2 separate regions of the Homo sapiens genome follow, and region 1 is linked to region 2. The links are chromatin loops, found by intact Hi-C in ENCODE. Cell type or tissue: ovary. All regions are shown on one strand. Each heading gives the region's core, and the rest is flanking DNA. Links, peaks and the distances in the headings are about the cores only.

What was found. Hi-C counts contacts between places; a loop is a spot of excess contacts. Peaks named below come from ENCODE experiments on the same cell type or tissue, not always from the same donor. Only the 100,000 strongest peaks of a DNase experiment are listed, where the experiment ranks them.
Region 1: a loop joins it to region 2, with 3 times the contacts of the local background. A loop is called at or near these places in 2 of 110 quality-filtered maps.

The regions. Positions count from the first base shown.
Region 1 is chrX:47,509,294-47,525,122 of GRCh38, forward strand. LOC124905183 (a long non-coding RNA gene) reads right to left here and starts at 4,568. Exons shown (of 2, transcript XR_007068224.1): 1 at 4,409-4,568. It also overlaps the pseudogene NUS1P1. RefSeq lists enhancers at 3,477-3,978, 3,979-4,478 and silencers at 7,083-7,283, 14,365-14,434, 14,495-14,544. In ovary, for the core only: no CTCF peak of the experiment used is centred there; no DNase peak of the experiment used is centred there; H3K4me3 peaks cover 623 bases.
Region 2 is chrX:47,569,331-47,585,159 of GRCh38, forward strand. It overlaps ARAF (A-Raf proto-oncogene, serine/threonine kinase), which reads left to right. Exons shown (of 16, transcript NM_001654.5): 13 at 209-327; 14 at 563-694; 15 at 1,548-1,682; 16 at 1,993-2,578. The coding sequence ends at 2,127. SYN1 (synapsin I) reads right to left here. Exons shown (of 13, transcript NM_006950.3): 6 at 8,109-8,171; 7 at 7,168-7,310; 8 at 7,002-7,076; 9 at 6,801-6,903; 10 at 5,798-5,944; 11 at 5,358-5,445; 12 at 4,672-5,260; 13 at 2,571-3,669. The coding sequence ends at 3,534. It overlaps TIMP1 (TIMP metallopeptidase inhibitor 1), which reads left to right and starts at 13,106. Exons shown (of 6, transcript NM_003254.3): 1 at 13,106-13,144; 2 at 14,078-14,206; 3 at 15,606-15,685. The coding sequence starts at 14,086. RefSeq lists enhancers at 5,470-5,977, 5,978-6,484, 6,577-7,077, 8,120-8,414, a cis regulatory region at 10,116-10,636 and silencers at 10,250-10,423, 12,754-12,903, 12,964-13,063. In ovary, for the core only: no CTCF peak of the experiment used is centred there; a DNase peak (open chromatin) is centred at 4,321; H3K4me3 peaks cover 893 bases; H3K27ac peaks cover 2,354 bases.

The DNA of each region.
Region 1 (15,829 bases), core at 2,487-10,486, 59 kb before region 2:
GCTCCAAATGCGGTTAGCCATCTCCAGCAGCGGCAGTGAAGCCTGTTGTTTTCATGGCCTCCCTTGTCCTGGTTGAACCATGGCACTGACAAAGCTGGAGGAAGGATAGGAGCCACACTGGGAAAAAGCCCACCATAGACTCACTGTTCTGAGCCAAAGTTGAGTCGTTTCGATGAATAAAACACCTCTCAGCTTGTACTTATGTGTTCAGCTGAATTCCAGAATACTGAAAGGGTTGCTTTTGACACTTTTCCCCAGCTTTTAGAGTTGCTTTCCAGGGAGAGGACTTGCCAACCTCCTTACTCCCTCATGCCAGGAGCACAATCTGCCTTATGTTTTTTCTTTTCTTTTTATTAAAAAAAATTTGGTTCGGGGCGGGGTCTCACTATGTTGCCCAGGCTGGACTGGGCTGAAGCGATCCACCTGCCTCAGCCTCCTAAAGTGCTGGGATTACAGGCATGAGCCACCGCGCCTGGCCATGCCTTCTATTTTTTTTTTTTTTCAATGAAAAGAGTATATTCTTTTATTGGTTTTTGTTCATACATGTTAAGTTTCAACTTTCAATAATAAAATTCAATAAATTTGATTCCTTAATCATAAAAACTGGCTTTACACATTATTTACATGTTGTCAAAGTCCATACAAAACATCACAAGGATTTGATTGACTCTATGCATGGTACCATCACACAGGAGGAGGGAGCTAATCCAGTAACATACATTCAAAGATTAAATTGCAGATATGCACAGTGTATTTGGCACTGTTCATTAATATTATAACACCTTCCTCTCAAAGACAGGCATTCTTAAGCGTTAGTCACGATATACCAGAATTTGCTATTCACATTAAAACCACCTTTTAAACTTTATAACAGTAACCGATTATTATAGTTTTAAGAAACAAAACACAATGAGAACTGGGAATGGAATTCAAATCCTCCAACTTCTTGCTATGCTCCAAGCTGCCATCCATAAAACAGGTTTAATTCGGTAATTTTTCCATTGTGGGGAGTGTCAACAAGAAACAATTTAAAGACAGTATTTTCCAATACAAATAAAGACACATACTTTTGTTTAAAATTACCAGTTCTTCTTGGGAGTGCAAAGGGAGCCTTGATGATGTACAACTTGTGATGCTTGTGGCAGGAATTATAGAACAACCAATGCCATTCAAGTTGTGGAGATTGTACTAGCAGGTGAACTCATAAAGAGAAGGTTCTGGAATGACTACATCTGAAATCAGAATCCTAGTAGTTTGTAGTTTGCCTCTTCCTAGAACTTCAATAGACTCAAATCATAGGCTACAGATGTACTTTCAAGTATATACTTATGAATGGAAGGAGAAAATAAAAGCATGAAAATGCAAATAATAAACCTTTACTGGCTTGGGCTATATTCCAGTAGGTAATTTATTTGACTAACTTAACTTTAACAACGATTAAATCCCTTCATTTTAATCAGGTCCATTAAATTTCATTCATTAAAGCTATACATACTCCAGAATGTTTATAAGACATTTATACCTATCATGTTTACAAAAGGCATAAATTCAGTCTTCAGCGGCACTACAAATGCCTCAATATAATATAATCACAGTATAAGGAATCAGAAATTCTCTGATTAGATATGCTGTAGCTTCACACAAAACTCTCAGTAATAAATTAAAACAAAAAAAAAAAGTCGTACAATGTATAATGGATTATGCAGTGCAAAGTAATGTCACTGGACCAAAATTTAGTTTAATCATTTTTATTTCAAGTGTATTTAAAAAATCATAAATGGGGTTTCATAATCCAAAGTTGAAACATTTATTCTTCATAGCTTCAGAATTTAACAACCAATTGTAGACCATGCTTTCCAAATCCAGTCTTCTTTGCTATTTTTCAAAACTTCTGAGATCTAGTATTAAACTGCTCCATTCTAAATGTATAGTTTTAGATAAGTATTGTACACTTGTTGATAAGGGTTTTCTGAAAACAGTCTATCAAATATAAAGAATGGTTTCTATCTAAGAATCAGCAGTGAGGGAAGAAATATTAAACACCTATCAAGAAATCAATTATTCATTTTAAAAATAACAGAACCAGTGCTGCTCTCTGTCATAAAAGAGAACATGTAAAATTTATTTTTATAGACTTTGGTAATATTTTATTTCCCCACAGAGGCCTTCAATCCTACTTAAAGATATTTTACACACAGTAACCATCAGGATTTACTGAGTAAAAATCTCAGGTATTAACCATGCCCCTAAAATGTGCTATTCCAAAGAGGAACAGGTTACTTTTGAGGAAAAAAGCTGCCTTGGTAACTTCCCTCAAATGTTTATTTTAAATAAAAATGGTTGATGGAAATATTTTTTAAAAGAACTTTGGGTATAATATGGCATACTGCCCATCAAACAAAAAAGGAAACCAAAACTTTCTTTCCATTTATAATAAGTTTTCCACCTTTACTATCAAGATTACAACTTATTGACCTTTTATGCTTGCTTGGTTTTTTTGACTGCCTAATCCAATGTTTAAATTTTTAAAAGTCTGCATTTCAATGTAGTAGGAGTTATTTTTCAAATAATCTTCAGAACCCAGAATACAGAGCAACTCTCAGAATACCAGAGCAACACTCTCAAGTCATACTTTTGAACCCAGAATACCAGAATACCAGACTTCAGAACCCAGAATACCAGAGCAACACTCTCAAGTCATACTTTTGACTACAATTAAGAGATGAAAATGGACGGATATCTGAAGATAGGTATTCCCTCTGCTCTGAAGGTGAGCAAGATTTTAACATGTGAGCAACACAGAACTCCACTCCTCTGGAGCTCCTTTCAACTCAGAATGCTTCAGTTCAGTAAGTCAATATATTATTCTTAAAAATTAAAGTTTGGTCACTAAGAAGGACTGAACAAAAATTATTCCCCTCCCGCCAAACACAACCAGAACAGTTCTAATCAGGCCCTCTTCTCCCCACAAAAATAGGGAAGTAGCTGGGCTGAAGACTTTAAGTGTGACATTTCAGTTCCTAAAACATCACTGCTATTTGCTCAAAGTTGTAGGTCTATGTATTTCCTTCTCCAATACGTCCCCATTTATAAGTTTATTTCCATGCATACAAACGTGCACATGTGTGCACGTGCACACCCACACACACACACTCACTCTCAAGTAAGACACTTTTTTGTGTTTGTTGATAAATTATGAGGATTATGAACCAGGTGTGTACAGGGTTTCATAGGTGCTTTGTAAACATCAGAGTCACTTGGGTCCTTTCCTCCACAAGCCTCAAATCAAATTACGCAACCAATGACCACTACTTTCCCAGACGCTGTTCACAGGCTGCATATTGACGAAGGGCAGAGAAAAAGTCCTCATAACTGATGTTTAGGTGGGAAGGCAAAGAGACAATCTCAGTCAATCTGATGTGCCAGGGAAGAAAGCCTAATGTGCTGTCCACAGGACCGAACTTCAATACTAAATCAGGATCAGGACAACCATTTGAACTAAGTAAACTGCCTAACGTATCTACATCCAAATCTGTGGGTCTCTTTTGCTTCTGGGCCACTAACTGGCAAAAGTCCTGAGCAGCTCTTACAATATCTGCTTTTCCATCTTCCGGAGACAGCACCTTCACTGCCAAATGGCAATTTAAAACTTGATCGTCTTTGTCATTACTATTTGCAAATTCTGGTGAGTATTTTGAACAATCTAGGCCCAGAAGTTCTTGCTGTTGTTTTAAAATTTCATCCATCAATCTGGAATTATTTCTTTTGAAAATACCTTGGTGGTCGTAGACGCTAATGTAGGAGATGCCCACGGCCATACACCACACCACGAGGCTCGCGATGTCCGAGAAGCTGGGTTCCTGCTCCACCTCGGTGATCACCAGGCCCATATGCACAGGCAGCTTCTCCAAGGAACGACCGTCCGCGCGCCAGCGCATCCGGTGGTGTGCGGCTGCCAGGCACGACCCCCCGCGCGGGTGCCGGTGGTGACGGCGGTTCCTGCCGACTGCCGGGGGCTTGCGGAGCGTGAAGCCGAGCGGCGCTAGGACCGCGGCAGAGGCGGCTCGGCAGCAGCGCCGCCAGATCCAGTTCCAGGTGCCGAACCGAACGCGGAGCCAGGAGGTGAGCGTGCGGTGCAGACAGAGCAGCGCGTGCAGCACCCGCCACACCAGCTCGTACAGCCCCGTCATACTCTTGTGGCCCTCGGACAACCCCTCTCCCTCCCGCCCACTCCCGCAGCGCGACGGCTTTTTATCCGCCCCTGCGGCCGCGCGGGCCATCGCTCCGCGTCCCCCCGCCCCCCGAGCCCGAACCCCTTTCCACTGCCAACATCTCACCTCGCCCCCGCCGCCATCTTCCCATGCCTTCTATTTTATACAAGCAAAAAGAATAGAAGAAAGCAGCTTACCTGCCACCAGCCCCAAACCTCACTTTAAAATCAAGTCAGTCCACATGGCCAAGGATGCTTGTCTTTTCACAGACATCCTCGAAATGAAACATCTGCTGCCTGCTAACAGCATGATGAAGACTCCAAACTTTCCCATCAACCACACGCTCTCCTGGAATACATCACTCCACCGTTATCTTCCTCTATATTCCAGAACTGAATTCTCATGACCTTTAACCTCCAGTCACTTCCCCAAATTGGAATGTGTAGGGCAGCAGTGAACTGCATAACCGGACCTAACATGCTTACGAAAACGTCTCCCACTTTTTCATTTTCAACCTCTCCATTACAAGTATTCCCATCCTTAAGCTTGGATATAGCTCTATTTCATTCATATATCCAATCTGAGATCCTCTTTCATTATTAGGTGAGTTAAATCATTTATATTCAGTGTGAGCTTTTGGCCTTCTCTCTAAAGCAGTGAGTCTTTTTTTTTTTTTTTTTTTTTTTTTTTTAATGGGACAAAGTCTCGCTCTGTTGCTCAGGCTGGAGTACAGTGGGGCGCGGTCTTGGCTCACTGCAACCTCCACCTCCTGGGTTCAAGTGATTCTCCTGCATCAGCCTCCCGAGTAGCTGGGATTACAGGCATGCACCACCACACCTGGCTAATTTTTGTATTTTTAGTAGAGACGGGGTTTCACCATGTTGGCCAGGCTGGTCTCCAACTCCTGACCTCAGGTGATCTGCCCGCCTCAGTCTCCCAAAGTGCTGAGATTACAGGTGTGAGCCACCATGCCAGGCTGAGCCGAGAGTCTAGCAGTGAGTCTTAACAGGGGGTGGTCTTGCCCCCCACGGGACATTCAGGAATATCTGTAGACGTTTGTTTTGATTTTCACAATGAGGTGCTATCAGCATCTAGTTTGTAGAAGCCAGAGATGCTGCTAAACATCCTACAATGCACAGTCTGCTCCACCCACCACGAAGGAGTTGTTATAGATGTTCAAGAGTCATATATTCTATTTCTTAATAATTATCTCCTAGAGATGCAATCGTTGACATTTCTGGGCTGTGAATCACTGGCCCAGTACACACGCTATAAATCACCTCCATAGAACACCCTGTTTTCTGACTTCCAAAGGCTCCTAATCACTGCTTCACACGCTCAGCAACACTGACCCCAGGATCTGGTGTTGATTAACAAACACTGATCCATAATCACTTCCATCTACTGTCCCCCCAAAACTCACTTACTTCATCCCCAAACCCCTTAATTACAAACACTTAATCACTAAGAAGCATAGATTTCATAAGACTAAGGCCCCACCCAGACCACATGGAACAAAAGCTACCCCACAGGCACCAGTCATATGGCCTCTAACCACTGACCCCTAGAGCACCCATATCCCAGAAGCCCACCAGTCACTATCTTGTAGCTTGGAAGTTGTCACTCCCATCCTCACAAGAAAAAGAGCTGAACAAACGGAAACAAAACAACTCTTCCCAGATTTGTCAGAGAATTGAGGGCACAGGGCAAACTGATGCCCTGAAAAAGTGGAAAGACAGCAATACAGAGAATCACAGCTTATCAGGAGCAGGCATGAGTAGGAAAAGGTAAACCAACAGATCAACTATTGGAGTCTGAGCTGCTCTCAACTACTGGACATGAAGTTCCTCTGTCCCCTCATCCCTGCCAAAACATGGCATGATCCAGCTCTCCAATTTATGGCAGGTGTAATGGGGCAGGTGTAAATAAGTTGATTACATCATGTTTCCTTTTATTTATTTATTTTTTTGAGACGGAGTCTTGCTCTGTTGCCCAGGCTGCAGTGCAGTGGCGCAATCTCGGCTCACTGCAACCTCCACCTCCCTGGTTCAAGGGATTCTTCTGCCTCAGCCTCCCAAGTAGCTGGGATTACAGGCACCCACCACCATGCCCGGCTAATTTTTATATTTTTAGTAGAGACAGGGTTTCACCATGTTGGCCAGGCTGGTCTCGAACTCCTGACCTTAGGTGATCCGCCCGCCTCCCAGGCCCGGTCCAGTGTTTATCTTTTTGTGACTGATTTATTTCACTTAGCATAATGTCCTCAAGGTTGATCCATGTTGTAGCATGCATCAGAATAGCTCCTTTTTAAGGCTGAAGAATATTCCATTGTATGGATAAACCATTTTTTATTTATCTATTCATCCATTGATGGACATTGCTTCCATCTCATGGCTATTGTGGATAATGCTGCTATAAGGCTGGGTGCACTGGCTCATGCCTGTAATCCTAGTAGTTTGGGAGACCAAGGCAGGAGGATTGCTTGAGGCCAGGAGTTTGAGACCCGCCCGGGCAACATAGCGAGACTCAGTCTCTATGAAAAATGAAAGAATTAGTCAAGCGCACTGGTGCATGCCTGTGGTCCCAGCTACTAGGGAAGCTGAGGTTGGAGGATTGCTTGAGCCTGGGAGTTTGAGGCTGCAACGAGCCATGATCATGCTATTGTACTTCAGCCTGGGAAAAAAAACTGCGGCTATGAACATGAGTGTGCAAATATCTCTTCAAGACTCGGCTTTCAATGTTTTTGATATATGCTCAGAGGTGAAATTGATGAATTATATTGTAGATCTATTTTTATTTTTTTGAGGAAGCTCCAAACTGTTTCCTATCAGTTGCACAATTTTACAGTCCCACCAAAAGTGCACCAGAGTTCAAATTTCTCCACATTCTCACCAACACTTGTTATTTTCTGTGGCTTGTCTCCTGCCCCTCCGCAAGCAACAGGAAATACTAGAGACAGAGGCCCAGCCATTGACTAGCACCTTAGTCAATGCCAGGCCCTGACTCATCCCTCCATTTATTCCAGTCACAGTGACAAGATGAAGGAGAAAGGACACATAGGTGTGGAGAACACAGGAAGAGAGGTCCTGACTGGGGAGGACAGTGAGGGGAATTGAATTGGGGGAGCTTCCATTTCTCACCTCTACTCTCTCAGTTTCACTGTGAGACAGAGTAAAACCCTGTCTTAAAAACAAAACAAAACAAAAACAAACAAACAAACAAAAAACAGGCGGGGGCGGGCATGATGGCTCATGCCTGTAATCCCAGAACTTTGGGAGGCCTAGCTGGAAGGATCACTTGAGCCTAGGAGTTCAAAGCCAGCCTGGGTAACATAGTGACACCCTGTCTCTACAAAGAATTAAAAAAATTATCCGAGTGTGGTAGCGTGCACCTGTGGTCCCAGCTACTCAGGAGGCTGAGGCGGGAGGATCGCTTGAGCCCAGGAGGTCAATGCTGCAGTGAGCTGTGATTGTGCCACTGCACTCCATCCTGAGCAACAGAGCAAGGCCTTGTCTCAAATAAATAAATAAATAAAAATTAAAAGAGCTCAAATAAACTGAGACAGAGGTTGAAAAATGGTTACAATGGGTAGGGGTTGGAGGGGAGATGAAGGTCTGAGGATACAAAATAGCAGATACCTACGATGAACAAGTCTGGAGGCCAATGTACAACATGAGGACTAAAGTTGATACAATTGTATTAGGGATTTTTGCTAAATAAGTGGATTTCAGCTGCTCTCCTCACAGAAAGTAACTGTGAGATGATAGATACTATGCTAATCTGCTTCGCTATAGTAATCATTGTACTATCTACATGTATCTAGTCATGTACGTATCCCATGACATTATGTTGCAAACCTCAACTATACACAATAGCATTTATTTAAAAATAAAATAAAAATAGGCTGGGCGCTGTGGCTCATGCCTGTAATTCCACCACTTTGGGAGGTTGAGGTGGACAGATCACTTAAGGCCAGGAGTTCGAGACCAGCCTGGCCAACATGGTGAAACCCCATCTCTACTAAAAATACAAAAATCAGCTGGGCGTGGTGGCGGGCGCCTGTAATCCCAGCTACTTGGGAGGCTGAGGCAGGAGAATTGCTTGAGCCCAGAAAGCAGAGGTTGCAGTGAACCAAGATGGTGCCACTGCACTCCAGCCTGGATGACAAAGTAAGACTCTGTTTCAAAAATAAATAAATAAAAATAAAAATAAAATATACACTTAATTTCAAAGTGTGTGATATACTTTGTAGTCACTTCCAGGCACTGCCTAGGCTAAAAGTCACTTCCACTTGGTTATATTGGACCCAGGATGGTGAGGAATTTGCATTCAGCCCTGACCACGTGCTCCCCACATGGGTGCAGGAGGACAAATTTGTCAGGCAGCACCACTGGATGAAGACTTGGCATCTTCCGGCCCAATGTGGAGACAACTCTGTCTTCATCCTTCTAACTGACTAGGGTAGGAAGAGTGATTTACAGCTCTAGCTACCATAGGCCTGAGACATATCTCATAACAGAGGTGCTGGGAGAGCCGCCTTTTCCCCCCAGAACCCACCTGCCTGCCTGGCCCGGGGACCGTGGGGACCTGGGCTCCCTGGGGGATGGGGCAGAAGTGGCAGTAAAATAAATGGAGCGAGTAGAGGTGAGAAATAGAAGCTCCCCCCATTTGATTCCCCTCACTCTCCTCCCCAGTCAGGACCTCTCTTCCTGTGTTCTCTGCACCTGACGTGTCCCTTCTCTTCCAGCTTGTCAATGTGACCGGAATAAATGGAGGGATGAGTCAGGGCCTGGCATTGATCAAGGAGCTGGGAGGGAGGGTCTGGGCCTCTGTCTCTAGTACTTCCTGTTATTGGCAGCAAGGCGGGAGATAAGTCAGACCCCTGCATTCAGTTGCTAGAGAGGTGGCTGAGAGGAAGTCACTGAAGGGACCAAGAAGTGACATTTGTCATTTTCTCTCCTGCCTCCAGCTTTCTTTGGCTCACATTTCCACCCTATGCCCTAGGCTGCCCTGACATTCAGCCCTGCTGCCCCAGTGCCCTCCAGGACTTGTATCCCCACCCATCCATTGTACAGCAAATTCTGATCCAGAATATATTAGGATGTGAAACCCCATGTGTTCTTGATCTTCGATCTCTAATTGCCATGGTTAAGATAGAAATGACATTCTTGAGGTTCATCTATTTGAGAGAAAGAATCTAATCTACAGCTGACTGTGGCTCTGCCCTTCCCCATCTCCATTTCTTGATCCTTGTTAAGATAATGTAGAATTTGGGATTCATATAGTTATCAATATACTGTTTTATATAATAATCTTTTGGTTCAGCCTGGGCAACATGGTGAAACTCCATCTCCACAAACAAATATAAAAATTAGCTGGGTGCAGTGGTGTGTGTCTATAGTCCCAGCTACTCAAGAGGCTGAGGTGGGAGGATCACTTGAGCCCCGGAGGCAGAGGTTGTGGTGAGCCAAGATCACACCACTGCACCCTAGCCTGGGTGACAGAGGGAGAGACCCTGTCTAAAAATAACAACAACAGCAACGAGAATAATCCTTTGGTCATATGTTGACCAAAGGTTACAGTTTTATAACTGGATGGATATATATATATATATATATATATATATATATATATATATTTTTTTTTTTTTTTTTTTTTTGAGACAGGGTCTCACTCTTTTGCCCAGGTTGGAGTGCAGTGGCGAAATCTCGGCTCACTGCAACATCCGCCTCCCGGGTTCAAGCGATTCTCTTGCCTCAACCTACTGAGTAGCTGGGACTACAGGCCTGTGCCACCACGCCCAGCTAATTTTTGTATTTTTAGTAGAGATGGGGTTTCCTCATGTTGGCCAGGCTGGTTTCGAACTCCTGGCCTCAAGTGATCTGCCCGCCTTGGCCTCCTGAAGTGCTGGGATTACAGGCGTGAGCCACCGCGCCTGGCCTGAAGGCATAATTTTTAAACCATAATTATGTTTTTGTTTTGTTTTTGTTTTTGTTTTAAGAGACGGGGTCTCACTCTGTTGCTCAGGCTTGTCTTGAATTCCTGGGCTCAAGCGATCCTCCCACTTCGGCCTCCCAAAGTGCTGGGATTACAGGCACGAGCCACTGCTCCTGGCCTCATAATTATGTTTAACCTGCTTCATTTTTCACTGCCAGGCTCAGCAGTGTCCAATAGAAATATAACGTGAGCCACCTATGTAATTTTAAATTTTCTTGAAACCACTTTATAAAAAGTAAAAAGAAACAAGTGAAATTAATTTTAATCATATATTTTATTTAACTCAATAGCTCCTAAATTGCATCATTTCAGCATGTAATCAATATAAAAATATTAATGAAATATTTTACAATCTGACCCAACAAGCTGGTAGATCTGACATGAAAACGTGTCTACCCATTAGGATGTCTATAATTTAAAAAAAACATAGAAAATAACAAGTGTTGGTGAGAACGTAGAGAAATTGGAACCCTGGTGCACTGCACTGTTGGTGTGATTGTAAAATGGTGCAACTGATATGAAATAGTTTAGAGGTTCCTCAAAAACTTAAAACTAGAACCACCATATAATCCAACAATTTCATTTCTGAGTATACATCAAAAGAATTGTGCCCGGCATGGTGGCTCATGCCTGTAATCCCAGTGCCCTGGAAGGCTGAGGCGGTGGGTGGATCGCTTGAGCCCAGGAATTCAAGACCAGCCTAGGCAACATGGTGAAACCCTGTCTCTACCAAAAAAAAATTAAAAAGTTTGGCAGGAGTGGTGGTATGTGCCTGTAGTCCCAGCTACTTGAGAGGCTAAAGCAGGAGGATCTCTCTCTTTTTTTTTTTTTTTTTTGAGACAGAGTCTCACTCTGTTGCCCAGGCTGGAGTGAAGTGGCATGCTCTCGGCTCACTGCAACCTCGCCTCTTGAGTTCAAGTGATTCTTGTGCCTCAGCCTCCCTAGTAGCTGGGATTACAGGTGCGCGCCACACACCTGGCTAATTTTTATATTTTTAGTAGAGACGGGGTTTCACCATGTTGGCCAGGCTGGTCTCAAACTCCCGACCTGAGGTGATCCGCCCACCTCAGCCTCCCAAAGTGCTAGGATTATAGGCGTGAGCCACCACGCCCCGCCTTGGGAGGATCTCTTGAGCTCAGGAGATTGAGGCTGCAGTGAGCCAAGATTTTGCTACTGCACTCCAGCCTGGGCAACAGTAAAACCCTGTCTAAAAAAAAAAAAAAGAAGAAGAAGAAGAAAAAGAATTGAAAGCAGGGTCTTGAAGAGATATTTGTACACCCGTGCTCATAGCGTTATTTTTATTTGAGGCAGGGTCTTGTTCTATTGCCCAGGCTGGAGTGCAGTAGCGCAATCTTGGCTCACTGCTACCTTGACCTTCTGGGCTTAAGGAATCCTTTCACCTCAGCCTCCTGAGTAGCTGGGACCACAGCCACACACCACCACATCAGACTAATTTTTAAATTTTTTGTAGAGACAAAAAGTCTTACTATGTTGCCCAGGCTGGTCTCGAACTCCTGGGTTCAAGTGATCCTCCCACCTAGAGCTCCCAAAGTGTTGGGATTACTGGTACGAGCCACTGTGCCTGGCCCTCCCTCACTTTTTTACAAGACAGTGTCTCATTCTGTCTCAAAGTGAGACTGAGGGAATAGAGGTGAGAAATGGAAGCTCCCCCCATTTGATTCCCCTCACTCTTCTCCCCAGTTAGGACCTCTTTTCCTGTATTTTCTGCACCTGACGTGTCCTTTCTCTTTCATCTTGTCCCTGTGACTGGAATAAATGGAGGGATGAGTCAGGGCCTGGCATTGATCAAGGAGCTAGGCATTGATCAAGGAGCTAGAAGAGAGAGCTGGGCCTCTGTCTCTAGTACTTCCTGTTACTGGCAGAAGGGCGGGAGACAAGTCATAGAAAACAACTTTCCCAAAATAAAGTGTTGACGAGAATATGGAGAAATTGGAACTCTGGTGCACTGTTGGTGGGATTGTAAAATGGTGCAACCAGGCTGGCGCAGTGGGTCATGCCTGTAATCCCAGTACTTTGGGAGGCTGAGGTGGGTGGATCATTTGAGGTTAGGAGCTTGAGACCAGCCTGATCAATATGGTGAAACCCCATCTCTGCTAAAAATACATAAAACTAGCCAGGCATGGTGGTGGGTGCCTGTAAGCCCAACTACTCGGGAGGCTGAGGCAGGAGAATCACTTGAACCTGGGAGGCAGAGGTTGCAGTGAGCGAAGATTGTGCTACTGCACTCCAGCTTGGGCGACAGAGCCAGACTCTATCTCTAAAAAAATAAAATAAAATGTGCAACCAATAGGAAATAGTTTGGAGTTTCCTCAAAAAATTAAAAATAGAACTACCATATAACTCAGCCATTTTACTTCTGAGTATATATAAAAAAGAATTGAAAGCAGGGCCTTGAAGTGATATTTGCACACCCACATTCAGAGCAGCATTATTTTTTTCTCAAGCTGGAGTGCAATGGTGTGATCATAGCTCACTGCAGCCTCAAACTCTCAGGCTCAAGTGATCTTCTTGCCTTGGCCTCCCAAGGTGTGGGGATTACAGGTGTGAGCCACTGTACCCAGCCTGAGCTCTTTTAAAAATATTCTACATATAAGTGAAGTCATGAAATATTTTTCTGCCTGTGTCTTAAGCAAAGCTATCCTTCAAAAATGAAGGAGAAATTAAAGTTTTTCCCTGACAAGAAAAAGCTGACGGAATTTATCACCACTAGACCAGTCTTAAATGTGGATTTCTAAACCTTGCTAGTCAGTTTGCCAATATTTTAACTTATACCTGTAGCATTTTAATGTCTATTTTATTCCATAAAGATGTATTGGGTACCAGATGTGTGCTTGACACATGGTTACCTGTGGGTCTTTTTATTTCAATTTCATCTTTTACACCAAAAGCTTCTAGGCCTGCCTCCACTATCCAGGTGCCCTGCACTCTCCATTAGGGTGCTGGGGCTAGGGCTCAGATGCCTAGATTCTCCTGAGAACCATCAGCCAGGGAAGAGGAGTTGGGAATGGAAAGCTGCCTTGTTTGTCCGGTACATATGCATATGTAGTTACTGGGGAATTGTAGTTACTGGGAAATTAAATCAGGGCCAACATGTGCATGTTTCTAACGTGGGGATAGATTTCTTCAATTCATTAGATCAATTGAGAGATTCTTAACTGTTTTGAACAGACAAATGTTGACAGGAGTTTATTTCCAGAGGCATATGGACTAAGAGTTTAGGTCTGTGGTGTATATCAGGGTGGGGATTGTTAAGGAAAAGGGATATCTGGGTATTAGGGGAAGGGGTGCACAGATATGTAGGACCGACCCACAGGCCTGGGTGACATCTGGACATCGCCTTACCAAGGAGCCCCGGTGCCCTCCTCAAGCCCTGCCCAGCTCCTTTTCCTGCCTGGCCACAGCCTGGGATGTACCTGGCTTCCCTTTATCTATAAAAAGGAAAGGCTTCCATTTATTTTAATATGAATTTATGCACATTCTACAAAGGCATTACCACACCTGCAGAAAACCATTGTTCGTACTTGGAGGGAGTTTTGATGATCATTCCTGTTCTGTGTATAGTTCACATTTTTACATGGAGATTTCTGTGTGTGTATCCTGCCTTTTTTGCTTTAATAGTACATGAAAATAATTTCCCATGATGTTACATAGTATTGATAAACAATTTTTCAAATGGTTCCATAATATTTTTAAAGAGACTGTCTACCTGAGTTTCTTTAATTTCATATTCCCTGTGGCTTCAGATGTTTCCTTTTTTAAGGATAATGCTTTGATAAGTATCTTTACACGCGTACGCGCACACACACATCCATCTCTGATCCATCAATCTATCAAAAGAAGAGGAGGATGGAGAAGATGGAGGAGGTGAGGGAAGAGGAAAGGAGGAGGGCTGCTCCTTCACGTCGTGAGCTCTGCGGGTGGTTGCGGAGCCTGGGTGAACACGACCGTGACCGTGGCTGCGAAGGCGGGCCCCGCCCTCTGACTGCGGACTACGCGGCGGCGCCTGTGCCGCAGTAGCGCTGGACCTTGGCCTCTGGCGGTCTCTGGCGCCCCCTCCCGTTCGCATCGTGAAGCTGGGCCGAGCCCGCTGCCCGCCGTTCCTCGCTCCTGTCTGCACCTCCTCCTCCGTTTTGCTTCCCTGCAGCTTTTGCCCCGCCCCCCTTCCCCTGCCTCCCCCTGGCCCTCCGCGTGTTAATTTAGGGGCCCCAACCCGGGGAACCCCTCGCAGAGCCAGCTGCTGTCGTTAGGCCCGGGTGAGTGAGCAGGACGAGAGGGCACGGCTGGCGACGGAGCCCCTCCCAGCGCTGCGGCGGGAGAGGGGGCTCAGCTCGAGTCGCCACCCGGACTCGCCGGACCCAGAGCTCCTCTTTGGGGTTCCCGCTCTCCCGCTCCCCGTGCTCCTGGGAAGAGGTTCTGGAAACGACCGAATCTGGGTGCAATCGGGGTGGCGCACAATCGCGCCCCTCCAGTCCCCTCTGCGGGCAGAGGAAGTGGGACTCGAGGACCAGAGCTCTCGGGCCTCCTGATCCAGGGACCTGCCATTTCCTGGCCCAGGACCCCGGGAATGCCCGAGCATGGCACCTCGACGTGGCAGGAAAACTGTTCAGGAGGCGGCAGAGGAGCCTGTGGGGGACGGGAGGCAGCCACCTCCCCGCGTCCTTCGAACCCTTTGCTTGGGCTGCCGGGCATCAATACCCCAACTCACCCAGCACCCCCTCTTCAGAATAACCTCAAAACCCAACCGGGCTCCTGGCCACAGGGCCTTCTCTTAGTCCAACCACCAGGCTGAGTGAATCCTCGTGGAGCCAGGAGGGTCCTCAGTGACCCTGCACAAACCCGTTATCAAGTCACCCCAAGTGGGATCCAATTAGCATCCTGTCTCACCCAGAATCGCCACTTACCACACCTCTACCTGCCTCTGTGTGCTTGGTCCCCACCATTTCTCCTGCAGTCCCAGACTAAGGAAGGACTGGACGGCCCGACCCAAGCCTCCCGCAAATGATTTTAAGGAAGGAGATGCCCCTCGGCAGCCAGACATGAGGATTGATTCCAGGACTCACCCAGCTGCTGCCCCAGGGACCCCACAGACTTCCCAAGCAGAGCCAGTTCCCTGGGAGGGCTGCATGGAGGAGGAGACCTGCCAACACTGGAGCCGAGGGGTTTCTACTGATTCATTCACAAAGCTTAGATCTCAGATCTTGGACACATGACTGAACTTCACAAAGTCTCAGGATCCACACACATTTTCCATTTATTCTTCTTATTTTATTTTATTTTTTAGACGGAGTCTTGCTCTGTCACCCAGGCTGGAGTGCAGTGGTGCGATCTCGGCTCACTGCAACCTCCACCTCCCGGGTTCCAGCAATTCTCCTGCCTCAGCCTCCTGAGTAGCTGGGATTACAGGCGCCTGCCGCCACACCTGGCTAATTTTTTGTATTTTAGTAGAGACGGAGTTTCACCGTGTTGCCCAGGCTGGTCTCAAACTCCTGAGCTCAGGCAATCCACCCGCCTCGGCCTCCCAAAGTGCTAGGATTACAGACGTGAGCCACCAGCCCAGCCTCCATTTATTCTTCTATCCACACATTCGCCAAGTACAGTCA
Region 2 (15,829 bases), core at 1,267-9,266:
TGTTCAGGAGTCACAGCGGGGCTGAGTGTGGGGGGCATTAGCAGGCGTTCCCTGCCCACGTCAAGGTTGTGGATAGTTTGCGTGATATTAAGGGGCTCCTGGTCAGGATCAGAGGGATGAGTGGTATAGGGGCACCAATGGGAACCTCCCAGGCAGGGTGAGAGGCATGGCTATTAGGAGTCCCTGTAGTGGTCCTTGACCCTGGCGGACATCTTCCTACATGAGGGGCTCACGGTGAAGATCGGTGACTTTGGCTTGGCCACAGTGAAGACTCGATGGAGCGGGGCCCAGCCCTTGGAGCAGCCCTCAGGATCTGTGCTGTGGATGGTGAGTTGGGCCAGGCTGGATGGGGGGCACATGGGGACGTGGGCTCCGGGATTGGGGTGTGTGGGGCCAAGTGGGGACGGGGATGCCTGTGCCAGATGTGGGTGTCTGGACTCCTCATGTCCCACCTCGTGTGGGTGGCTCTGAGTTGTACCCTGTGTGGCCAGTGGGATCTGGGACTGTGGACCAGCCATTTGCTGACCTCCGTGGTCCCCCTGCCTGGTCTGGCCTGTTGTAGGCAGCTGAGGTGATCCGTATGCAGGACCCGAACCCCTACAGCTTCCAGTCAGACGTCTATGCCTACGGGGTTGTGCTCTACGAGCTTATGACTGGCTCACTGCCTTACAGCCACATTGGCTGCCGTGACCAGGTGAGCCCCACACCTTACCCACAGTTCCCTGGGCTGAGGGATCCCCTCAGGCATCCATACCCCACATCCCCTCCTTTGCACTGATAAATGCCACACTTTCCCCAGAAACCTAAAATTTTCTAGGATAAGGACTCCCAGAATCCCTTGGGCTCCAGACACTTACAATAAATTCTCTGGGTCTCCCCTACCCCAACTTCCCTCTTCTCACATCCACAGCCCTCTGGGACAAAAATCTTTGAAGTCCAAAATGCCCCGAATCTCTATACCTAGAATCCCCTGAGGCCCCCAAATACCCCAAAGCCCTCTGTATCCCTAGACGCCTATAGTCGTCTGCTCTGGGTACTCAAAATCCCCCAGATCCTCAAAGCCCAGATCTCATTTCTCCCAGCATCCCATTTTTCCCCAGAAACAGAACCCCTTTGTGCTTCTGGAATAGTCATGGACACCCACAGTCACCTAGGCCTTGGGTATCTAGCAGGCCCCAGGGCCGGGATACCTAGAACCCTCTAGGCCCCAGACCCCCACAGAAGTACAAGCTCCCCCAGACCCAGAACTCCATGTTTTCCCGAGACTCAGTACTTTCCAGGTCCCTAAGCCTCCTAGAAACCCGTGGGCCTATAATCCTCTGAGCCCCAGATACCTACAATCCTTGACAACCCCAAATTTAAATCCCTCTGTTCTGAAAGCAGAGAATCCTCCCAAGTCCTCAAGGACAGAGAATCCTCTGGGCCTTGATACTGACAGTACCCCAGCTCGCTAAAAATGAACCTTCCAAGTCCCTCAATACAAAATTCCTTGGGCCTCCCAGCCCCTGACCCCAGATCACCCCTTTCCTGCCCCCGTCTGCCCCCAGATTATCTTTATGGTGGGCCGTGGCTATCTGTCCCCGGACCTCAGCAAAATCTCCAGCAACTGCCCCAAGGCCATGCGGCGCCTGCTGTCTGACTGCCTCAAGTTCCAGCGGGAGGAGCGGCCCCTCTTCCCCCAGGTGGGCTGGGTAGGGGGCTGGACACCTTGGGTGGGTGACTCTGGGATAGAGGAAGACTGAGATGGAGGCAGATGTGAATATGAAAGCTCAGAGGTATAGTGTGTGTGTGTGTGTGTGTGTGTGTGTGTGTTTCACCATGAGGCTGGGACTGTTGGGGGTGTGTGTGTATGTGTGTTTCGCCATGAGGCTGGGACTGTTGGGTGTGTGTGTGTGTGTGTGTGTGTGTGTGTGTGTGTTTCGCCATGAGGCTGGGGCTGTTGGGATGCCCACAGGGCTCTGGACACCCCTCCTCACCCCCACCTGCCCTCAGATCCTGGCCACAATTGAGCTGCTGCAACGGTCACTCCCCAAGATTGAGCGGAGTGCCTCGGAACCCTCCTTGCACCGCACCCAGGCCGATGAGTTGCCTGCCTGCCTACTCAGCGCAGCCCGCCTTGTGCCTTAGGCCCCGCCCAAGCCACCAGGGAGCCAATCTCAGCCCTCCACGCCAAGGAGCCTTGCCCACCAGCCAATCAATGTTCGTCTCTGCCCTGATGCTGCCTCAGGATCCCCCATTCCCCACCCTGGGAGATGAGGGGGTCCCCATGTGCTTTTCCAGTTCTTCTGGAATTGGGGGACCCCCGCCAAAGACTGAGCCCCCTGTCTCCTCCATCATTTGGTTTCCTCTTGGCTTTGGGGATACTTCTAAATTTTGGGAGCTCCTCCATCTCCAATGGCTGGGATTTGTGGCAGGGATTCCACTCAGAACCTCTCTGGAATTTGTGCCTGATGTGCCTTCCACTGGATTTTGGGGTTCCCAGCACCCCATGTGGATTTTGGGGGGTCCCTTTTGTGTCTCCCCCGCCATTCAAGGACTCCTCTCTTTCTTCACCAAGAAGCACAGAATTCTGCTGGGCCTTTGCTTGTTTATTTTGTTTCCCGACTCTTCTCTTGGGGTTCAGAGCCGCTGAGGGGTGGGGTGAGTCCAGGCAAGGAGTGAAGGTCAGGGGGAGGTGCGGACCACATAAACAGCGTCACTGCACGCATCACCACAGGCGGCACGATGAACGAGGACCACATATGCCAAGCACGGCACAAAAGGAGGCCACGTCAGTCACAGACACAGACACCACAGCAAAGGTGGGGAAGCGGAGACCACTGGCCTTCCGTGTGCAAAGGATTCTGGGAAGATGGGTGGAGTTTGCATATTTAAAGACAGCTGTCAGAGGCAGGAAACTGGGGAGGGGGTCCCTGGGGGAACCGAGGGGTCCTGGAAGTGGGAGGGGCTCCCAAGGTATTGAATGAGGTTGAGGGGAGCTGGTGAAGGGAAATCCTTGTGGGGCTAGGTGTTGGGTGGCATTTGAAGATGTGGATCTTCAGAGGGATGGAAGATCCATGGGAAGGGGCTCAACAGTAGGGGTTTCTTGAGGATTTGGAAAATTATGATGGGAAATAGGTGTGCTGGAGAGATTTGGGACCAAAAATAGGGTTTTCCAGGAACTTCAGGGCTCCAGGAAGGGATTCTGCAATGGGTTGCCTGGTATTTGGGCACTTCCAGGAAGGAAAACGCCCTCTGGGGAAACCAGGGGCGGAGGTCTTCAGGAATGTGGAGGTTCTAAAACAGAAGTAGATCCTGAAGTGACCACGAGTGGGGTTCTAAAAGGACTTGGGGATTCCACATGTGAGAACCGGATTTAGGGCCAGGAGGAGTCAGGTTTCTCAAGGTACTCGGGGATCTTGAGGAATGAGAGGTGGAATCTTGGAGAACCGGGAGATGGGTTCTCAAGGGATTTGGAGACTCCAAAAGTGAGAAATGGATTCAGGGCCCAGAGAAGGGTTGCCCAGGGATTTTGGGGTTCTCAGAGTGGGGTATCAGTCGGAGAAGAGGCTGGCGAAAGACTTCCTCAGGCTGCGGATGGTCTCAGCTTTCACCTCGTCCTGGCTAAGGCTGGGCCTGGGCGGGGCTGGCTCTGGAAGGTTGAAGGCATTGGTCAGAGACTGGGATTTGCTAGAGAGAGACAAGGTGGAGGCGTGGGAGGAAGGGGGAAGAGGAAGGGGAGGAAGGGGAGAGAAACACAACGTTACCCCAGGCCCAGCCCCAGCCCTGCCCCTCTGATCCTGGGGCTGTGCCTGTGACCTCCCCACCTGCCACCATGGGCCTGGACCCTAACAGGTTCTCAAGGCTGGGAGCACTCAGGTGGAGTGGGTGGAGTCCTGGGCCAGGGAGGCGAGATCTGGGACAGGCTGGGAGGACTTGGATCCAGGGTGAAGTGTGGGATTCGTGGCAAGAGTCCTGGGCAGAACCTTCTCTGTGAATTCTTGGCTAGTTTGATACAAAGGGGAAGATGAGCAGGGAAGTTTCCAATCTAAGGGTGAGGTGTCTAGGAGGGCATAGAAAGGGCTTGGACCAAGGACAGGCTGTTGGGCAAGTCAGCCTAAGGCAGAGCAGCTGGGTGGGGCAGGGAGGACGTCTGAGCTGGGATGGGAGTTGGAATGGACCAGAAAAGGCAGATGGGTGATGATTCGCGGGGAGACTGAGATGGGCCAGAAGGATGTGAAGGAGGAGGAAAAGTATGAGGATGGAGTGGGAAGAGCCAGATGATAGGAGGACTAGGACTCGGGCCAGGAGTTTTAGGGATGGGTTGGTGGCGGGGGGGCGAGTTTGGCAGGGAAGGCTCTGGGCTGGGCAGGAAGTTGCAGAGGGTGGGTCAGCCAGGTGCCTGGGAGGCCCTGGAGGAGGAAACTTTCCCAGGGCCTTTGAGGAGGAATTCGAACTGAGTGCAGTTTCTCTGGGATTCTGGCACCAAATTCCTGGGGTGGGGGTGCGGAGCCTCTGGTGGGCCGGGAGGAGCGAAAGCTTGGGGGAAGGGCTTGGCTCAGGCTGGAGAGAGTTCGTGGGACCCCTGCATAGGACCTGGGTCTGAGGAGCAAGGGAGCTAGGGCTGCTCTACTGGGGCAGCGGCCCGCTTTGTGAGCAGCAAGGCGAAGGCTGCTGTAGGGGTCCCCTTACTTGAGCTGGGGGTGCGGAGGTCCCCCTGCAGCGGCGGTGGCGGGTGGCGGCACGTCCTGGCTGGGTTTCTGGGCCAGCTGTGGTTTGGGACGTCCAGCGGGGCCCGGGCCGCTGGGCCGAGGCTGCTGCGTGGTGGGTGGCCCAGTGCGGGGCACGGGACCCGCCTGGCTGGCCTGGCGTGTGGGGCCGGCTGGGCCTGGGGGTTTCTGGGGCGGGCCCTGGCGCTGCTGCCCGCCCGGTGGGGCCCCAGAGGCCTTTGGCGGAGCCGGGCCAGAGACGGATGTCTGACGGGTAGCCTGTGGGGGGCCCGCCTGGCGCTGGGGAGACGGAGAGGCGGGCGGGCGGGCTGCTGGAGGCGCCCCGGGGCCTCCCGCCACTGGCCGGGATTGGCGGCCTTGACCCTGGGTCGGCGGCGCGGCCTGGGACGCGGGCTGCTGGGGCGCTGAGGTGGGACTTGGAAGGCGCTGGGGCAGGGGGCTGCCAGCTGGGGGTCCAAGGCCTGAAAGGTGCTGCTGGCCCTGCGGGGGCGGGCGCTGCTGCAATGGGGGTCCCTGGCGCTGGGGGCCTGGACCCGGCTGTGGAGGGCCGCCTGGGGGACAGAGGGAGAGAAAGAGCACACGTGAGAGTGAGCGGGTAAGAGATGGCGGGCTGAGGGAGGGGACTGCGACCGCCAGCCTCTCGCTTACCCTGTGGTGGGGGTCGCTGCTGAGCCGGGGGCCCTGCGGGCTGCTGGGAGGTCTGGCGGCCCAAGGGCAGGGCCCCTGGGGACGGAGTCTGCGGCAGAGGAATGGAGCAGGAGAGGTTAAAAATAGTTACCAGCCAGTGGAGCATCAGCCAGTGATGACACAGGTTCCCTGTGCGCTGGGTGTTGCCCCACTTGTGGCTGAGCTGAGGGTACTCTGGGTTGTGGGGTGGGGGACCTGTTCCCAGGGGCGGGGCAGGGAGGTGCTCAGGGAAGTCAGGGCAGCAGCTGCTTATCAATGTTTTAAACAATTGGCAATCGCAGCCACATGTGTGCAAAGGTGATGCTGTGAGCCTACAGATTATCAGCTTCATGGCACAGCATGACCCAGGGCCGGCCTCCCCACACTAGCTCAAGCCACTAGCTCAGCGCCAGGGGCCTGACCTGGCCATGGGAGCCCCTGCCAGGGGAGGCATCCCGCTGTCGCTGCCGGGGCAGGGCCTGAGCCATCTTGTTGACCACGAGCTCTACGATGAGCTGTTTGTCTTCATCCTGGTGGTCACCAATGAGCGGCATGGAGGAACCCACCACCTGGGGGAAGGAAAGGATCCGTGAGGGGAGAGGCAGGCCTCGCACCTGAGGCGGCAGTAACACCGTGCTTTCAGTTGGCCAAGGGCATGGCCGCCGCTGAGCCCCAGTGTCTGAGGCACTGATTGTGCACGGTGAGGAAGGCTTGTCTGTTCCAAGGTACCTTACAGCTTAGAAGGTGCTTCAGAGCAGGGCTCAGCAAATTAGGGCCCATGGGCCCAACCTGGCCGACCACCTGGTTCTGTATGACCCAGAGCTAAGGATGGGTCTTTAAATTTTGTAACAGTTGAAAAAAATCGAAAGATTTTATAACATGCGAAAATGGCATGAAATTTAAATTTCAATGTCCATAAACAAAGTTTTATTGGAACACAGCCACACTTATTTTTTTAACATATCGTCTATGGCTGCTTTTGCAGAGTTGAGTAGTTACGGCAGAGGCTACGTGGCCTACAAAGCCTAAAATATGTACCGTCTGCTCCTTTACAGAAAATGTTTGCCGATCCCTGCTTCACGGTTTTCTAGGTGCTTTGTCCTTTCCAAAATGCTTTGCTGTCGGTCCAGTTCGCAGAATACTTTAAAGGTTACTAAGTGCCTCGCCATTCACCAAGATGTCTCGATTCGCAGAGCACTAAACAATCTAATAAGGGTTTTGCTAGTCACCAGGGACGTGCAAGTTCAGTCTAGTGTTCTGCCATTGCAAGGGATGGCCCCTTCGAAAGTTCGTCAGGCACCTTACAGTGTACTAAGCACATTGCTGTTGGCTGAGGACCTCTGTGCCATGGAGTGCTTCAGTTTGCACTGCTGCTGCCTGGCATCTGTTCCTCCCTCTACCCCACCTACCCCTGGGTGCTCATACCTCAATGATGTGATCCCTTCCGTCCTTGCCATGTAGCGCTTCCACTGCGCAGATGTCCAGTCCCCCAAAAATCTCTGAGCACGTGTCCACCCACAGCTTGTATCTGCCAAGACAAAGGGTGGGGAAGCCTGTCAGTCTCTCACCTGAGCTGTCGTGCTCCCACCCCCGCTTCCCCTCACACCCTGAGTTCGGGCTGCCCACCTGTCAGACATGGCAATTTGCTCCAGCATCGCAGAGCCAGTATTGGTCTTCCAGTTCCCTGACACTGACGTCCTCCTGGGGGACAAGGGGACAGAAGCTCAGGGGTGCCTCAGCTGCATGAGGCAAGGCAGGGGACCCCTTCCAGGGCTTTGGTCTCTCCACTCACATGTAGGCCTTGTAGTTCTGCCCAATCTTCTGGACACGCACGTCATATTTGGCATCGATGAAGGGCTCGGCAGTGGCATACGTCTTGGTCAGTGCCACGACACTTGCGATGTCCTGGAAGTCATGCTGGTTGTCAACCTTGACCTGTGGAAGTGCGGGCAAGGATCAGGGCCTGGTCAGGATAGGGCAGCTGTGGGGAGTGGGGGTGCCTGGGGGAGCATGTATACATGACACACAGGTGAGGCGAGTACACAAAAATTAGGTGGACATGCCAAGGCGCTCAAGCAGGCACGATCATGGGTCTCCTGTTTTGTATGTGAGCACACAGGCACAAAGTTGGGTGTGTAGAACACTGAGCATACCAAAATGTATTGGATTGTCTACTTTAAATGGGTGAGTTGTAGGGTGTGTGAACTATCTCTCACTAAAGCTGTGAAAAAACTGTGTATGTACAATATACTAATATAGGCATCCAGACACAAAATCAATTGTACACACAACATGCTAAGATACAGAAACTCGGACACAAATTACAAGTCTACTTTCTACGTACACAGAGACAAAATCAGATGGATGTAAAGCACACAGGACCCCAAGACTTTGGAACATAAAAGATCACACCACATCATGTGTGTTCGGCACAGGCATGCATGTACACACAGACACGATGCTGGAGACAAGCAAAATAACAGGACACACAAAATTGGCTGAATGCAGGAGGAAAAAGGGGTCGATGAGGTCAGCTGAATGTGAGAAAACAAAAATCTATTAGGTTGGTGCAAAAGTAATTGTGGTTTTTACCATAAGAACTGGCAAAACCCGCAATTACTTTTGCACCAACCTGATAGATAACGACACCCCAGGAGACGCGATCACACAGAATGACTGGTGTGCATTGCACAAATACACATCTACCTATGCACAGCCCAGCCAGAGACTCACCTTGCCCATCCCAGAGTGTGCGTGCCCCATCTTCACAACCACGGGGTACGTTGTACTGCTGAGCTGGTGGGGAAAAGGCAGAGGAGACATGCTCAGGGCAGAAAGGGTGACCTCCAGGGGTGGGGCGGCACTGAGGGGATCCCAGCCAGTGGGAACTGCATTATGAGTCACTTCCCAGGACACACAGGTCAGAGACAGGCAGGCAGCAGCTGGGGGTCACACAGTGTCTCCACCTCCGGGCCCAGAATTGAACCCAGAGCCCTGTCTGTCTGTCCCTCACTCCACCCCACCAACAAGTTCCAGACGTCCCGCCCCTGCTTTCCCGGGCAGAGGCATGGTATGAGCGTGGGGGACTGTTCCAGTAAAAAGAAAGTTTGTTTTTACAGTGGATGGATGATAGTGAGGCAAGTGTGTGCCAGTGCGTGTGTGTGGGGGTGGGGGGGGTGGGGAGTGGTGGTGAGCATGTAGTGACTGAACCCCTCAGCCAAACCTTGTATGTAAGCCTCACCTGCACACATAAACTATTGAGAGGCATGAGCCCTTGGAACTCAGATGTACATCGCCAAACCCAGAGATGCCAGTGACATTGAGACTGACAGCCAACACAGGCTCAAAGCACATGAGCTCTGGAGCAGCACAGACACCCACACAGTCATTCAGCCAGCCAGGTGCCCATAGCGTGGGTCAGCAGCCAGCACTCCAGGGCAGCACACACTGGACACCCTTAGGCACACAATCAATACTTGGGCACACACCCAGGTTCCCTCCCCTCACCCAAACCCACATCACCATCAGGGGAACACACACAACACAAAAGATTACCCGTCCAATCAAGAGACACACAACTCCACAGGCACACTCCACAGAACCGGGCACATACTCAACACACAGGCACACATAAAACACCCCTAGGCAAATGCACAGCAAATAAGGCCCTACACAACACACAGAGGTGTATGCACTTCTAGGTATTCACATCACCACTGGGACCCGTAAGAGACCCACGCCACATTCCTGGGCATACAAAAAGTATATCTAGACACACACACAACATGCCTTGCCACATATACAATACAGAGAGGCTACACACAACCAGAGACACCCACAACTCAGTTTGCAGAAAACATTCCTGGGCACTCCCACCCCAACACACATACAGTCACACATTCAGGCGAGAGGGATACCTCAAGTCTCCCCCGCTCCTGGATGGGGTAGAGGAAACCAGGTTGGACGGCCCTAGGCTCCCCGCTCCCTCCACCCCCACCCCCACAGCACAGCTGCACAGTGCCCCTCTGGTGGCCCTCCCTCTCGCTGACAAGGTAGAGAGATGGCATTCCCGGAGGGGCTGCTGGGGCGGTGGTGGTTCCCAGTTCCCGACAGGCACAGGAAGCCCGCAGACTCAGGGTGACCGATTGACCTTAAGGCCTCCCTCTGCACACCCCCCCTTCCTCATTTCCCAAATGACTGGCGTCATTATGAGGTGGGCTGAGAGGCACGATGTTGGGACGGGGGTTTGGGGCATCTCTGGGCAGCGGGCCAGGGAAACGATGCCGAGGCGGATGCATACAGTACCACCCAGGTGTGCGCACAGCACACAGAAGTGCATAATGCACTCAGTTACATATGCAACCCAGATCCGCTTTGCCGAGGCTGGTAGACAACTCCCAGAAGTAACACACAAAACACACAGGCACATGCTCGACTCTTAGCAATGGACACACAACACACCAGAGAGCTGTGCGTACACACCCATACCTCCCCCAACAACCCTGAGGTTTCTAGGTGCCTCTTTTCGTTAACTGTCCTTGTTTTCTCTGGACTTGAGCCTGAACACAACGCTCTGTATATGTGTGTGTGCCCATACATGTGTGCATGCAGAGTGCTTTGAACTCTGACTCTGGGAGCTCCTGGAAAGCCCTAGGTCTGAATTTTGGCCTTTCTTCTTCCTAAGGCCATGAAGGACACAACCTCTCCCTGAGCCTCAGTTTCCCCATCTGCACAAAGAGCACAATGAGGCCCAAGCACCTGGTATGCTGTGGGCATTGTCAGGTGTCCGCTTTGCACATGCCTCCTGGACCCCCATGGGCCCCCACACCCATCCAGCTCCCCAGATGGTCACACACCCCTCCATGAACACCCCTCCCACTCTCCATTTCAAAACTGCACAATAACCGGATCCACACGACTCCTCATGTAAACAGTCGGCAACACTCTGTGCTGACTCAGGTTTCAAAGAGTTGGCGTCAGAACCAGAGTCAGCGAGGGGCCAAGGCAGGACTTCCCCTGCCCTCACTTCTCCCTCGGAGGCACCAGGTTACTCAGCCCCGTCTCATTCACTCTCACTGTCCCACTTTCATAATCAGCTCCTACAGATTTTTTTGGTTTACTTCCCTTCCTCCCTGTTTTTGTCGCCCCCCCACCCTCCCCCCACCACCCCGCAGCAGAGCCATTTCTTCATTCTCATTCCTGGGTAGGTCACTCAGCCCTTTTGTGTCTAAGTTTCCTCATCTGTATAATGAGAACATGAGCTATATCTAACTCACAGGGATATTGTGAGAAATAAGTTAGTTATTTTGGGAAAAATGCTCTACATGGTATCGGGCATACAGTAAGCCTCGATCCTCAAGAAGTGTTGGGTACTCTTATTATTGGCTTAACATCTCTTCCTTAACTAACATTAATGAACAAAGAGGCAATCGGGATTGATTAAATGAGATAATGTCTGTAAAAAGACTTTAGAACAGTGCTTTTTTTTTTTTTTTTAAATAGAGACAGGGTTTCACCATGTTGCCCAGACTGGTCTTGAACTCCTGAGCTCAAGCGATCTGCCTGCCTCAGCCTCCCAAAGTGCTGGGATTACAGGTGTGAGCCACCATGCCCGGCCAAGTGCTTTCTTAAAAAATAGATTTAGGCTGGGTGCCGTAGCTCACGCATGTAATCGCAGCACTTTGGGAGGCTGAGGTGGGCGGATCACCCGAGGTCAGGAGTTTGAGACCAGCCTGGCCAACATGGTGAAACCCCGTCTCTACTAAAAATACAAAAATTAGCCAGGCGTGGTGGCGTGTGCCTGTAACCCCAGCTACTGAGGAGGCTGAGGCAGGAGAATTGCTTGAACCCAGGAGGTGGAGGTTGCAGTGAGCCAAGATCTTGCCATTGCACTCCAGCCTGGGAAACAAGATCGAAACTCTGTCTAAAAAAAAAAAAAAGATTTAGAAGGCCGGGTGTGGTGGCTCACGCCTGTAATCCCAACACTTTGGGAGGTCGAGGCAGGTGGATCACCTGAAGTCAGGAGTTCGAGATCTGACCAATATGGTGAAACCCCCGTCTCTACTAAAACTACAAAAATTAGCTGGGGGTGGTGGTGGTGTGGCTGTAATCCCAGCTACTCAGGAGGCTGAGACAGGAGAATCTCTTGAACCCCGGAGGCGGAGGTTGCAGTGAGCTGAGATCGCGCCACTGCACTCCAGCCTAGGTGACAGAGCAAGACTCTTGTCAAAAAAAAAAAATAGATTTAGAGGGTACAGCTGCAGTTTTGTGACATGGATATATTACATAGTGGTGAAGTCTGGGCTTTTAGTGTCCCCATCAACCAAATAGTGTACATTGTACCCATTAGGCAATTTCTCATCCCTCACATTCCTCCCACCCAGAATAGTGCTGGATACGCAGTAAGCACTCCATAAGGGCTGCTGGTAGTTTTTGTTGTGTTCTTGTTATTGGGCTATCATCCCTGAGTTAATCAAACTTAATTAGCAAGGGAGTATGGTGAGTGAATGAGATAATTTATACAAACACTTTAGCACATAGTACACAGAAAGTGCTCAATAAGTGGCTGCCATCATCACTACAATTATTATTATTGATCTATCCTCCTCGAATTAAGGATGTTAATCAGAACCCCAGGGAAGGTTCCTGCATTGTCAGAAAGCTGGTGGGCAAGGATTGCCCCACCCCACCCCCCACCAGGGGTACAGGTCCATGGGGAGGGGGCAGGGCAGGATGGGGTGGGGATTAGTTTTCTACTGACCCACTCACTTGCTTCTTTCACCATCATTCATGGCCACCCCCTTCCCAATGCTCATTCATTCACCCGCACCATTCCCTGCTTGCTAGGACGGTGCCACTCCTGAGTTACAACCCTGGTGCCAGGTAGCCTCTGTTTGAATCCCGGCCATGCCCTGTGATCTTAGGAAAATTCTACAGTTCCTCTACGCCCCATATTTCCTCATCCGTAAAACGGGAATAAGAACCGGTACCCATCTCAGAGATTTGTTGTGAGCTTTGAGTGAGATAAACTATGCTGAGTGCCTGGTATACAGTAGGTGCTGTATAAATGCCGGCTATTTGCCTGTGTTATTTGAGACCCTGGCTTTGGCTCCTGGCCACCTGAGTTCCAGTCTCAGTTCTGCCATGTATTGACTCTGTGATCCTGGGTAAGTCACTTAACCACTCCGTGCCTCAGTTTCCCCATTTTGTATTCCTCCCCTTTCACCTGCCTTATCTCCCTCCACTGCTGCTACTTAATTTGTTTCCTCTCTGCCACCCCTCACCAGCATGTCAGACATACAAAACAAGGGATTTTTGTGTGCTTGGCACACAGTAGATGCACAATAAATGTTGAAGGGCTGAACTAATTTGGGTTTGAGTCATAGGGAGCTTGGGGGATGTGGGTGATTGGATAGATTCTGGAGACTTTAGGGGACTGGGCCGGGGGAAATGCGGCCTCTAAGCTCTCCGCTGAGGCGGCTTGGAAGGAATAGTGACTGACGTGGAGGTGGGGGAGGTGGCTGGCCCGGGCGAGGCCCAGGGAGAGGGAGAGGAGGCGGGTGGGAGAGGAGGAGGGTGTATCTCCTTTCGTCGGCCCGCCCCTTGGCTTCTGCACTGATGGTGGGTGGATGAGTAATGCATCCAGGAAGCCTGGAGGCCTGTGGTTTCCGCACCCGCTGCCACCCCCGCCCCTAGCGTGGACATTTATCCTCTAGCGCTCAGGCCCTGCCGCCATCGCCGCAGATCCAGCGCCCAGAGAGACACCAGAGGTAAGCAGGGCCCGGGGTGGCCCAGCAGGGACCGGAGCTGGGCTGCAGCTTGGGTGCTGGCCACCAGGCCCGTGCACTCCCGTGCCAGATGCCTGTCTACTCAGCTTGGCCTGCGGGTACCAGGACCCTGGGCTAGTCTAGGGGGAAGAGGGTCGGAGGCTGGAACTGCTTTCCCAACCCCGAGGCTCCAAACTCCCTAGAACCCCTGACATCCGCCCCCAATTCCCCCAAACCCATGACCCCCTAATATCACAAATGCTTTCCAAATCCCCCCGCAAATTCCTTCATCCCGAAATTTCCCTCATCGCCCCCTAAATACCCACCGCTAACCCCTGCAGCTCCCTAAACTCCCCCAGCTCCCCAATCCCCAGTTCCCCAGCTCCCAAACTTCTTTTGCCCTCAAATTCCTCAAGTATCCCCATTGCCTTAAGCCCCCAAATTCCCCCAACCCCTTCAACCTCCAAACTCCCCCAGCTCCCTAAACCCCCAACCTCCTCCAAATTCCTCAACCTCCCTAAATTCCCCCAGCCTCTTATATCTCTTAATATACACAACCCCTAAACTCTGCCGTCTCCAAACTCCTCCAGCCCCCAATCCCAAATTCCTCACCCCCAAACTCCTCAACCTCCAGAATTCCCCAATCCCCTCATTCCTCAAACTTCCTCAGCCCCCTTCTCCCCCAAGTGCCACAACCCCATAACCCCGCAACTCACTCAGTCCCTCAATAATTTAAACTCTCCCAACTCTCTAAACCCTAAATTCCTCTGCGCTCCCCAATCCCCTTAAAATCCCTAAGCTTACCAACCCCTCAAGCCCAAATCCAGCCCCCTAATCCCCCCCATAGGCTGCCCCGGGGCAAGATGGGGTGGATGACCTGCCCAGGTCAGCAGATCAGCTGGGCCGGGGCCTGCCTGACATCCCCCTTCCCCACAGAACCCACCATGGCCCCCTTTGAGCCCCTGGCTTCTGGCATCCTGTTGTTGCTGTGGCTGATAGCCCCCAGCAGGGCCTGCACCTGTGTCCCACCCCACCCACAGACGGCCTTCTGCAATTCCGACCTCGGTGAGTCCTCACCCCACTCAGCCCACACACTCTGCCTTGGTTTCCCTTTCAGTCCAGTGGGGCTCACCATGGCACTTACCTCTAGAATGATTCCACTCGCCCCTGCACTTCCTCTGCTTTAGCCACACTGGCATCCTCACACTTCCTTGAGTACTCTGTGCCCAAGCCCACCACAGGATCTGCATGCTGGCTGCTCCCTCTGCCTGGTACACTTTCCCCCCAGGTATCCACATGGGTGGCTGCCTCAAACGTCACCTTCTCAGGATGGCCTTCCCTGGCCATCCTGTTTAAAATTTTAACCCCTGCCCCTTAGTACTCCTGATCTCCTGTTAAACAGAAAAATATTCAGTGATACTTGTTATAACACAGTAAGGAAGACCATATTCAGGACCATGGTGATGGGTATAGGAACCACTGCAATGGGATCTTGCAGTCGGTGGGAGAGATTGGGCTCAACACTGAATATAGCATGGGCCAGTGGGAATGTGTAGCTAAGGAGCAGTGTGAGGGTCTGTGGGTGGAAATTACTAAGAAGAAACATCAGGGGTAAGGGGGATTCTGGCTAAACCGACGTAACAGGATTCTTGCTGAAGGCAGGCCAAGGGGAATCAGACATCACCTGGGGGATGGTGGAAGATGAAGAACCCAGTCAGATAGCAAGGATGATCAGGTATTGAGGATGATCAGAGATTGAGGATGATCAGAGATTGAGGATGATCAGGTATTGAGGATGATCAGAGATTGAGGATGATCAGGTATTGAGGATGATCAGAGATTGAGGATGATCAGGTATTGAGGATGATCAGAGATTGAGGATGATCAGATATAGAATATAGGGGTTCTTGCTAAACTGACTTAGCAAGGCTCTCGGCTAAAACTGGATTTTACAAGGAAGTGCACAGATGGGCCTAGGAGGAGGTTCAGGAGCCTGAGTAAAGTTTGGTCAAGCAAAGAATCTTTGTCAGCCCCTTACCCAGGTCTGTAATTCCCCATTATACTTAATGTCTAACATTCCATATCCTTATTTTGTTTGTTCTTAGCCTGTCTCCTCCTGGCTAGAATGTGAACTCCACAAGGAAAGGGATTTCTGTGTTTTGTTCACTGTTGTGTCCCTAACACCCAGAACAATGTCTGGCACACAGTGGGCACTCCCAAATATTTGAGGAGTAAATGAACAAATCAATGTATGAAAATGGCTTAAGCAGTGCCCGGCAAAGAGAGACACTCAACATACAGATGAATCAATGAACAAATGTGTAAATCACTTTGTGTGCTGTCTGGCATCCAATAACCCCTATTTATGTATGCGCTTTGCTGGTATGATGATGATGATGATGATGATCTTATTTTTATTGGCTCATGCAGTCCATTTGACTCATATTTCCCTCCTCTCCTGCAGTCATCAGGGCCAAGTTCGTGGGGACACCAGAAGTCAACCAGACCACCTTATACCAGCGTTATGAGATCAAGATGACCAAGGTATCCCCTGCCCCCGCCTCTTTCCCAGCATTTTCTAACATCTTCCTCCTGGTCAAAACAGAAACTTCTGGCCACTGGTTGGTGCGAGAAAGTTGGCTGTGATCTTGGGATGCTATATGACTTCAGGGAAGAACCTGGAGTGGG